Regions from separate parts of the Homo sapiens genome. Here region 1 is linked to region 2. Evidence: chromatin contacts called from ENCODE Hi-C or POLR2A ChIA-PET data. All regions are on one chromosome and are shown on one strand. The core of a region is the stretch at or near the end of the contact, and the rest is flanking DNA. Distances in the headings are between cores, read along the strand shown.

Region 1 (3,872 bases), core at 20-2,519, 2.2 Mb after region 2:
ATTGCTTTCCTGTCTTTTAAGTAACCACAACAGTTCTATTATGGGCAGCCTTCTACCTGAGGAAACTGACACACTGAAGCAAGTGACTTAGTGAGACCAAAAAATAAATGAACAGTGTGAGGTCTGCAAAAGGGGAGACAGTGGCATTAGATCACACTTCATTGTAAAAATAATTGGAGGGAGAAATAATTCTGTATCTTACAAGACATGACTGTTTTGTTCTTTACCAGACTACTTCGAATTGAAACAGGAAGCCTGTTGTATTGAGATCTATGTCTTGGCAACTATGAGCAAAGCCATGGGTGTGAAATAAAACATGGGCATTTTCAATTCACATTTTTCTTAAAAAGTCATGATGCAATTGAAGGTTTTTAGTAACACTGATTCACTGCCTCGATCAACATGTTTCCTAACTCCTGGTTCTATTTTGAGACTAGATGGAACATTAATACACTTAACACGATTCTTTTAGGATCTGTCCCACCTACAGCAAACTGTTCAGGAGCTGAAAACACAAAAGAACCTTGGTAATGTCTCAGGAATTGCAGACCTCAAACTAGGCTCAGGTGAGAAGTGGAGCCACTGCGCTTCCCTCTTTCTACTCCTTGGTTTTCTTGGTAGCAAACCAAAAGCACCTAAAGTGATACATGGTAATGGAGAACCATCCAAAGGTAGGGCTAATAACTCGATCATTCTCCTAGCTCTCAGCACTGGCCTTCTTTCTTCATCATCCAAGATCTATACATAGTTAAAAGTGAGTGAGGTCTATCCTGCCTTTGAAGAACCCATAGTCTAGTGGGAGATGCTGACATTAGTATTATTACTGTAATATAGTGTCATAAATAAAATTCTAGGGGATATTCTGCTAGTGCAGAGGGGAAAGCATCAACCAATGAAGTGTAGAGGGCAAGGGAATGTTTGGTAAGAGAAGGATTCTTGGAGACAAATAGGAAATGTTTCCCTGATGGAAAGAGGCTTTGGTGTAGTGTGGGGAAGAACCATGCATGCAGAAAACAATAGCTTGTGTGATTCAGAAACAAGGTAAAAGACTGTGGAGTGTGTGTGAGGAGGCACAAGATGTTCCCTATGGTGACAATGTAAATGTGGGAAGGGGGAACTGAGGGATGTGAAGCAGGGGCCTGCACAGAGAGGCTCTTGGATGCTGTGCTAAGGATCTTAGATCTTATTCTGTAGAACATGGAGAAGCCTCGAAATGTGTGAGGCAGGAAATGACATGAGTAGGTTTCATTTTCGATAAACCGCAGTGGTAGCTGTGCATGGGATAAACTTGAGAGGAACAACCCTGAAAGCAAGAAACCGGTTAGAAATTTGGAGATATTGGTGATAATCACTGAGTTTCAGTTTCAATTTCATAACACTCATAAGAAAATATTGCAATGAGACAGCGTAAGGCATGGGGTTTGAAGCCAGAGGGCCTGGGTTTGAATTTGCCTGTGTTACTCCAGGCAAATCATTAAAGTCCAAGACTCATGTGTAGAGTCTTCCTTCATGTGTAGAATGGGAATAAAAATAAAGCTGTCTTATCAGTTAGTATGAAAATTAACAAGATGATCAATGCAAATTGCATAGCACAGTGCTTGGTATTATATAGCCCTTGATAAATATTAACCACTATCATCACATAATAAACAGCAAAATAAAGAAATGTAGTAAGAAATATCAATGAAATTTCTGAAAAATATAACCACTCATTCCAATCTAATACTGTAAAAAAATGATCGTTTTTATTCCAGCAAGGACTCAGGAAAAAAACCTATCAAAATGAAAACAGCAAAGGGAACTTAGTTGTTTTCTGCAAAAGAAATCCTGCCCTTGTTGACATGTACCCTGGTTTCCAAAATGCAAAGTTGTATAGTTTTCATGACCTTGTGTTAAGTTACACATAGGGAAAATGCAAAGTAGGTATCATTATTTCTGCAGTGTGTTAACTGATGATAAAAAATATTTGATGTAGTCAGTAGCTACAGATCCTATCAGTACTTGAAAGGCTTCACTGCCCAGAGTTGATGAATAAAACCGCAGTTCTTTTTGGCTGGCTTCATAAGATCTCACAGTATCTTTCCTTGACTGGCTGATGACAATGGAATGAAGTACAGGTGTGAGTTTCATTGTATTCAACCTATTTTTAACGTATTTAGTAGTTTTCTTTTTCTATCATTTTGATGTATTTAAATTTTGTAATTTTATTTGTTTGTTTTATATTTAAAAATTGATTTATTTGCAAATGTTTCAAAATATGGGAGTTTAAAACAACATTTAAAAACCCCCTCCACTTTACTACTCTATATTCTTCTACCCAACCTAGTGGTCTGTCCTAACCTTGAAGATGAGACCTGAGCAATTATAGGCTTCTTGATAGAATCAATCCCTTAGTCATTCTAAAGATGACTACGATTACAGGGCAAATTTTACCAGGAAGCACTTCTATTATTATTATGAAGATAACAGTTCTCTTTATCTTTAGCTCATCTGCAGTCTATTTGTAAACTATGCATTTAGCCAAAAGCACATAAAAATTGTTTCAAGGGAAAATACTCATTTTTATAAGCTAGTAGACTAAAACGATTTAAATCCATAGAAGAAGTAGAAAATAACTAGTCAGAAAAGACTTTTTATTTTTTGTGGGGAATTTTTGGATATCACGACAAATATAGTAGAAAACACTATTTTTTTTAATGAAGTGCCAAACACCAAACTATAAAACTCCCAGCAGACAGCAGAAAAACAGGTAGATTAACTACGGTTTGGCCATGAATTCTTAGATACTGCATGAAAAACACAATCCATTAAAGAAGAAATTAGTATACTAGATTTTTTAAATTAAAAACTGCTTTACATAGATAATGTTAAGAGAATAAAGCAAGCCACAGACTGGGGGAAAACCTTTGAAAAATACACATCTAGAAGAACTGGTATTCAAAATATGCAAAGAATTCTTAAAACTCAAAGGTAAGAAAGCAAACAACCCAATTAAAAATAAGCAAAATATCTCAACAGACAATCAAAGAAGATATCAAATGGCAAATGAGAAAATGCTCAGTATCATATGTCAGTAGGGATTTAAATTAAAACAACAACGAGATGCCACTATATAACTATTAGAATGGCAGATATCCAAAATACTGACAACACTAAATTCTGCTAAGGATGTGGAGTAATAGGCACTTTCATTCATTGCTGGTAGAAGTGCAAAATGGTACAGCCACTTTGGAAGACTATTTAGCAGTTTCTTGTAGAACTAAACACACTCTTACCATATGATCCAGCAATATGCTCCTTGGTATTTACCCAAAGGAGTTAAAATCTTATGTCCACACAAAAACCTGCACATGAATGTTTATAGCAGCTTTATTCATAGTTACTAAAACCTGGAAGCAACCAAGATGTCCTTTAACAGGTGAATGAATAAATAAATGGTGGTACATGCAGACTATCAAATATTATTCAGTGATAAAAAAGAATAAGCTTTCAAATCATGACATACATAGAGAAAACTTAAATGCATTTTACTAAGTGAAAGAAGCCAATCTGAAAAAGCAATGTGTTGTATGATTTCAACTATATGATGTTCTGAAAAAGGCAAAACTATGGAGACACTAAAAAGATAAGTGGTTGCCAGGAGCTCAAGCGGAAGGAAGGAGGGATGAATAGGTGTAGCACAGGGGATATTTAGGTCAGTGAAACTAGTAGTCTGTAGTATTCTGTAATGGTGAATATATATCATTATACGTTTGTCAAAATCCATAGAATATACAGCACAAAGAGTAAACTCTAATGTTAACTATGTACATTAGTTGATGATAACACATCAATATCGGCTCATTATTTATAACAGGAACACAGCTAGTTGT
Region 2 (4,003 bases), core at 564-3,063:
AGTGCTAGGATTACAGGTGTGAGGCGCTGTGCCCAGCCGTTTATTACATTAAAAAAAAATTTTCCTAGCCAACTAATGCATGCAAGATGTCAGTATATATTATCTGATGTGCACTGTGTCAGGCACTGGAATACAAAGATGGGTAAGAAAGGCATAAAATCCTTGTCTTTAAGGAGCTCATATTTTAATGAGAGGTGTCCTTTTTCTTTCTGTTTTTTGTTTTTGTTTTTGTTTTTGTTTTGAGACAGTCTTGCTCTGTCGCCCAGGCTGGGGTGCAGTGGCGCAATCTCTGCTCACTGCAACCTCCGCCTCCCAGGTTCAAGCGATTCTCCTGCCTCAGGCTCCCGAATAGCTGGGATTACAGGTGCCCACCACCACGCCAGGCTATCTTTTCAGGTATTTATAATATAGTTTTCATATACAGTTACAGGAATAGTATGTTACAGAACCTAAAGAAAAATAAAGAAGTATTAGTTGAGGAGTTCAGAAGTGGGTTTATACTGTATGTACTAGGAATTGCCTGTTGAATTAAATTAACATTTCAGAAGTAACTATTTAAATCTGTATTGTTGACACTGCAGTGAAAGCAGCGAAACGTGTCAGCAGATGATTAAGTTTTATGGTTGATTTTCACACTTTTGTAACTTGGGACCAATATCAAGTTTCTGGGAAAAACATCCTTCCTCTCTCCCCACCCTCTATCATTAACCCCGGGTTTCTGCCTGTTGGTGTTAAGTGTGTCCTTGGGACAAAGGCGAATCAATCATTCGGTTTTCATTTTCCTCTTATCAATCTGAGAAGAGTTACTTCAGTTTTTTTCTTCCGGAGTCTAGAAAGCGCTTAGATTGTTGAATTATTACATATTCTGCATTGAAAAGTCTGTACGTCACTCGTTATTTTTTCCATTCCCAAGACCACCAGTTACTGGAATTATTTCTGGGTGAGTGGAACACCCTTTACAAGCTGCTAGAGGAGGTATGCCTGTCCCTAGGTTATTGGCTTTCCAATGCCTAGTCTTTTAAAGAAAGCGGCACTGTTCCCACGGAAATTAACAATCATTCAATTCGGAGAGACTTGAAATCTTAAGGCCGAAGTGGAGGAAAAAACTGGATTGTTATGGGTTGGGTTACTATTTGAGAAGGGCAAGCGGGAGTTAGCGAATGGCTAGGGTGTTAAAATGGGACTTTATTAAACGACTCATTACAACTGCACAAAAACTAAACCTTTGCTGGCCCCAGAGGATTTTTTTTTTACAAGCTTCAAAAACCTAACTTCAAACAAAATTTAGGAAACGTGGGATTAGTATAAATTCAGTCTGGGTGCTTACAAGACCACCTCCTCTGTCACCGACAGTGGGGACAGGTGTGAGAATTTTGCAAAAGCAGCTTTCAGAACAATTTTTCAGCGCTCAATGGTGCCCCTAACAACTTCGGGGGCGGAAAACACGCCAAGCAGCGCAGCCCTCCCCTCAGTTGCTAACCTTTCCCTTTCCCACCTCGCCTCTCCCTCTCCGCCGCGGCCTGCAGCCGGGGGGGGGGGCGTTTGTTTATGTGACGTCCGCCGTAGTAAGCAGTCCCCGCCCCCGTTTCCCTCTGGCCGCCGCGTTTCCCGCGCCGCGGAGCTTCTCCCCTTAAAAGGACAATAGAGGCCTCGGGAGCGCGCGCGGTCGCCGGGACTTCTCCCCCTCCCAGCCCGCAACGTGCGCGCGCCCGTATGCAAATAAGTTCGATTCAAGAGAATTTTGTGCCGGGAGCCGCGCGTGCGCAGAGGGAAAGCGGAATCTACACCTTCCCGGCCAGCGGTAGCAACTGCAGAACTGCAGGAGACTATCTTTCTAGACAAGGCAGTTGAGGAGGAGGGAGCGCTTGAGGGGGACTGGCCTGGCGTGCACTCCGCACCTCGGGGACATTATTGCGCGTGGAACGGCTGCTTTTGGAAGGTGAGTGACTCTCACCATGCTTCTAGTGCAAAACTGTCTCACGAGGCTTTGATTTCAGTGTTTTTTTTTTTCTCTTTTCACCTCCACCCACCTCCCCCCGTCCTTCCACATACACACAGGAAGTTTTGTCTTGGAGGTGGCATTGTTGGGAGCGCTGTTTTCGTGATCTTCAGACCCCAGGTTCTTTGGTACGCTCGTGTTTAGTGTGTATTTATTAATTGGGGAGGGTATTTGAGGCAAACCGAAAGTCTCGGGGCGGGGAAGTGAGTGGAGCCTGGGCATAATTGAGGAGTCGCCGGAGTTGAGGGATCCACGTTGAAGGTGACAATGACTTTTCTCCGCCGCAGTGTTCTCTCGCGGAAAGGAGCCCGGCGGCCGAAAGGCCCGAGAGGAAAGCGACTCGTTGGCCACCGCGCAGCGGCCGGGGTCGGTGCGTCCGCGTGGGCGCGAGGCGCGGGCAGGGTCGGGCGCCGTTGTGAAACCTCGTGGTTTAGTTGACTGCAGCCCTCGGACTAGGGTGGACAATAAACGCCATTCGCTCGGAAACTAAGTTGCCATCCGCTTCCGAGCTGGCGGCCGAGGGTCTTTAAATCGGCCTTTGGGGGTCAGTGCTGGGCTCTGCCGGAGCGCACGCGGCGTGGCGTTGTTTGCTCAACTCCGGAGGGATGCGGATGCGACAATGAGAGCAACACGCGGTCGCTTAAAAACAGCCCGTCTTCCACTCGCCTGCCCTCTTCGGACCGCGCCCAAGAGCCTCTGGTGTCCGGGGTGCTTTCGGAGCCCGAAGTTTTGCTCCCGGTGCGTTCACCTGTAGCGTAGGTGTGGGCGACACCGCGAGGGCTTCCCGTTTATGGGCGGCCGTCCGCGCTGTAAGATGGCCAGGGAAGCCAACTTGGCTGGAGATGGAGGCGGCGGCGTTGTGTACGCCGCGGGAGTCAGTGAACTCCGCAGGGCACTGCTTTTTGTGCTCTACGTGACAGACCACGTGCTTCGGGCTGCGACCCTGGTCCTTGTCCGAATGTCCAGCCCCGCGTGAGCCGTGGGATGCGGCCGCCGTCGGGCAGGTCCGGCCGGCAGGACAATGTGGTTTGCTGATGATGGCGTCTTGCCAGTTTAAAAAGCAGAGTGAAAGTCGCCAACTCTCCGCCCGTGCGGGGCGGATACTCCGGGCGTTTCTCATCAAGGACACTGCAAAACTTTGATTAAATGGGCCTGCTCCCGAGGGGAGGGTCGGGGGGCCAGGCTCCGGACTCTTCGGGGCGCGGGGTCCGGACCCCTACCCAGGGTGATCGTCCAGTGTCCGGCCCCTGCGAAACGCTCCGACATCCCTGATGCTGCACGTAGGCAGCGCCCGGCTGGACAGAAAACAAAGGGCTGCATGTGCCCGTGCGGGCCCCCGGCGCTCGGGGCCGCCGCCTGGGCGTAGGGCCGTGCAGGTCGGAGGCCCTCGAAGTTCGGGCGAGTTTCGGGAGGGGCTTTTGTCCCTCAGCCCCCTCGTGGGGAAACTTTGGCGGCGCTACTTGTGCGAGGTGCCATGCTGGTGCGTAGGGAGGCGGCGTGCTTCCCCGCTCCGGGCGTGCGGGCGGGCGACCGAGGGAGGCGGCAGTGCCCGGCGCTTCAGCCCTGGCGTCGGGGGTTGCGACGGCCGAGGGTTCCGGGGAGCTTGGCCCGGACTGCTCGGCCGGTTTCTCGTGGCCCGGGAGCCTGTGTCTGGGAGGTCTGTGGGTTCGCCTTTGAAGTCGAACTGTTGCCATGTTTGAATTACGTCAGGGCAAAGCCATGAGGAGGAACAAGCCCCGGCAGCGCGGCGTGCGGGAGGCGCGGCCTGCGGGAGGCGCCGGGCCGGGCTGGCGCGGGGCCCGTTGTTCCGGCGCAGGTGAGGGAGGTGGCGGCGAGCGACGCGGTTCACCTCCCGCTGCCCTCGCCCTCGCCCCGGCGAGCGGCCCCCGCAGGAACTTTCCTCCCGACGCGAGATGTCTTATTTACCAACAAATCCACCAGGGAGCATTCTTACTTGCTGGCTCGGCGTCTCTCTCGGCAGTCACCGGAGTGCCCGAGGGGGAA

Evidence for each region. A loop is a pair of places that touch in the nucleus more often than their neighbours do. ChIA-PET counts read pairs that join two places held with the same protein, here RNA polymerase II (POLR2A). Pooled maps may share reads with other maps.
Region 1: a map of CD4-positive, alpha-beta memory T cell shows a loop between it and region 2 (8-fold over the local background). The contact joins the enhancer-like site here to the promoter of SINHCAF in region 2. A Hi-C loop is called at or near these places in 2 of 168 maps with a recorded cell type or tissue (CD4-positive, alpha-beta memory T cell and naive thymus-derived CD4-positive, alpha-beta T cell) and 8 of 50 pooled maps. POLR2A ChIA-PET finds 5 or more read pairs at or near these places in 1 of 52 experiments (CD4-positive, alpha-beta memory T cell).

Annotation. Positions count from the first base shown.
Region 1 is chr12:29,101,093-29,104,964 of GRCh38, reverse strand. No RefSeq gene overlaps it. Among named protein-coding and RNA genes, the nearest start is that of FAR2, 46 kb to the left of the region's middle. Within about 2 kb of position 1,269, at least 5 of the 41 ENCODE cell types and tissues checked have a DNase peak (open chromatin) inside an H3K27ac peak, as active enhancers do.
Region 2 is chr12:31,323,960-31,327,962 of GRCh38, reverse strand. It overlaps SINHCAF (SIN3-HDAC complex associated factor), which reads left to right and starts at 1,813. Exons shown (of 6, transcript NM_001135812.2): 1 at 1,813-1,939. It overlaps FLJ13224 (a long non-coding RNA gene), which reads right to left and starts at 3,647. Exons shown (of 1, transcript NR_026806.1): 1 at 2,018-3,647. RefSeq lists an enhancer at 1,793-2,724.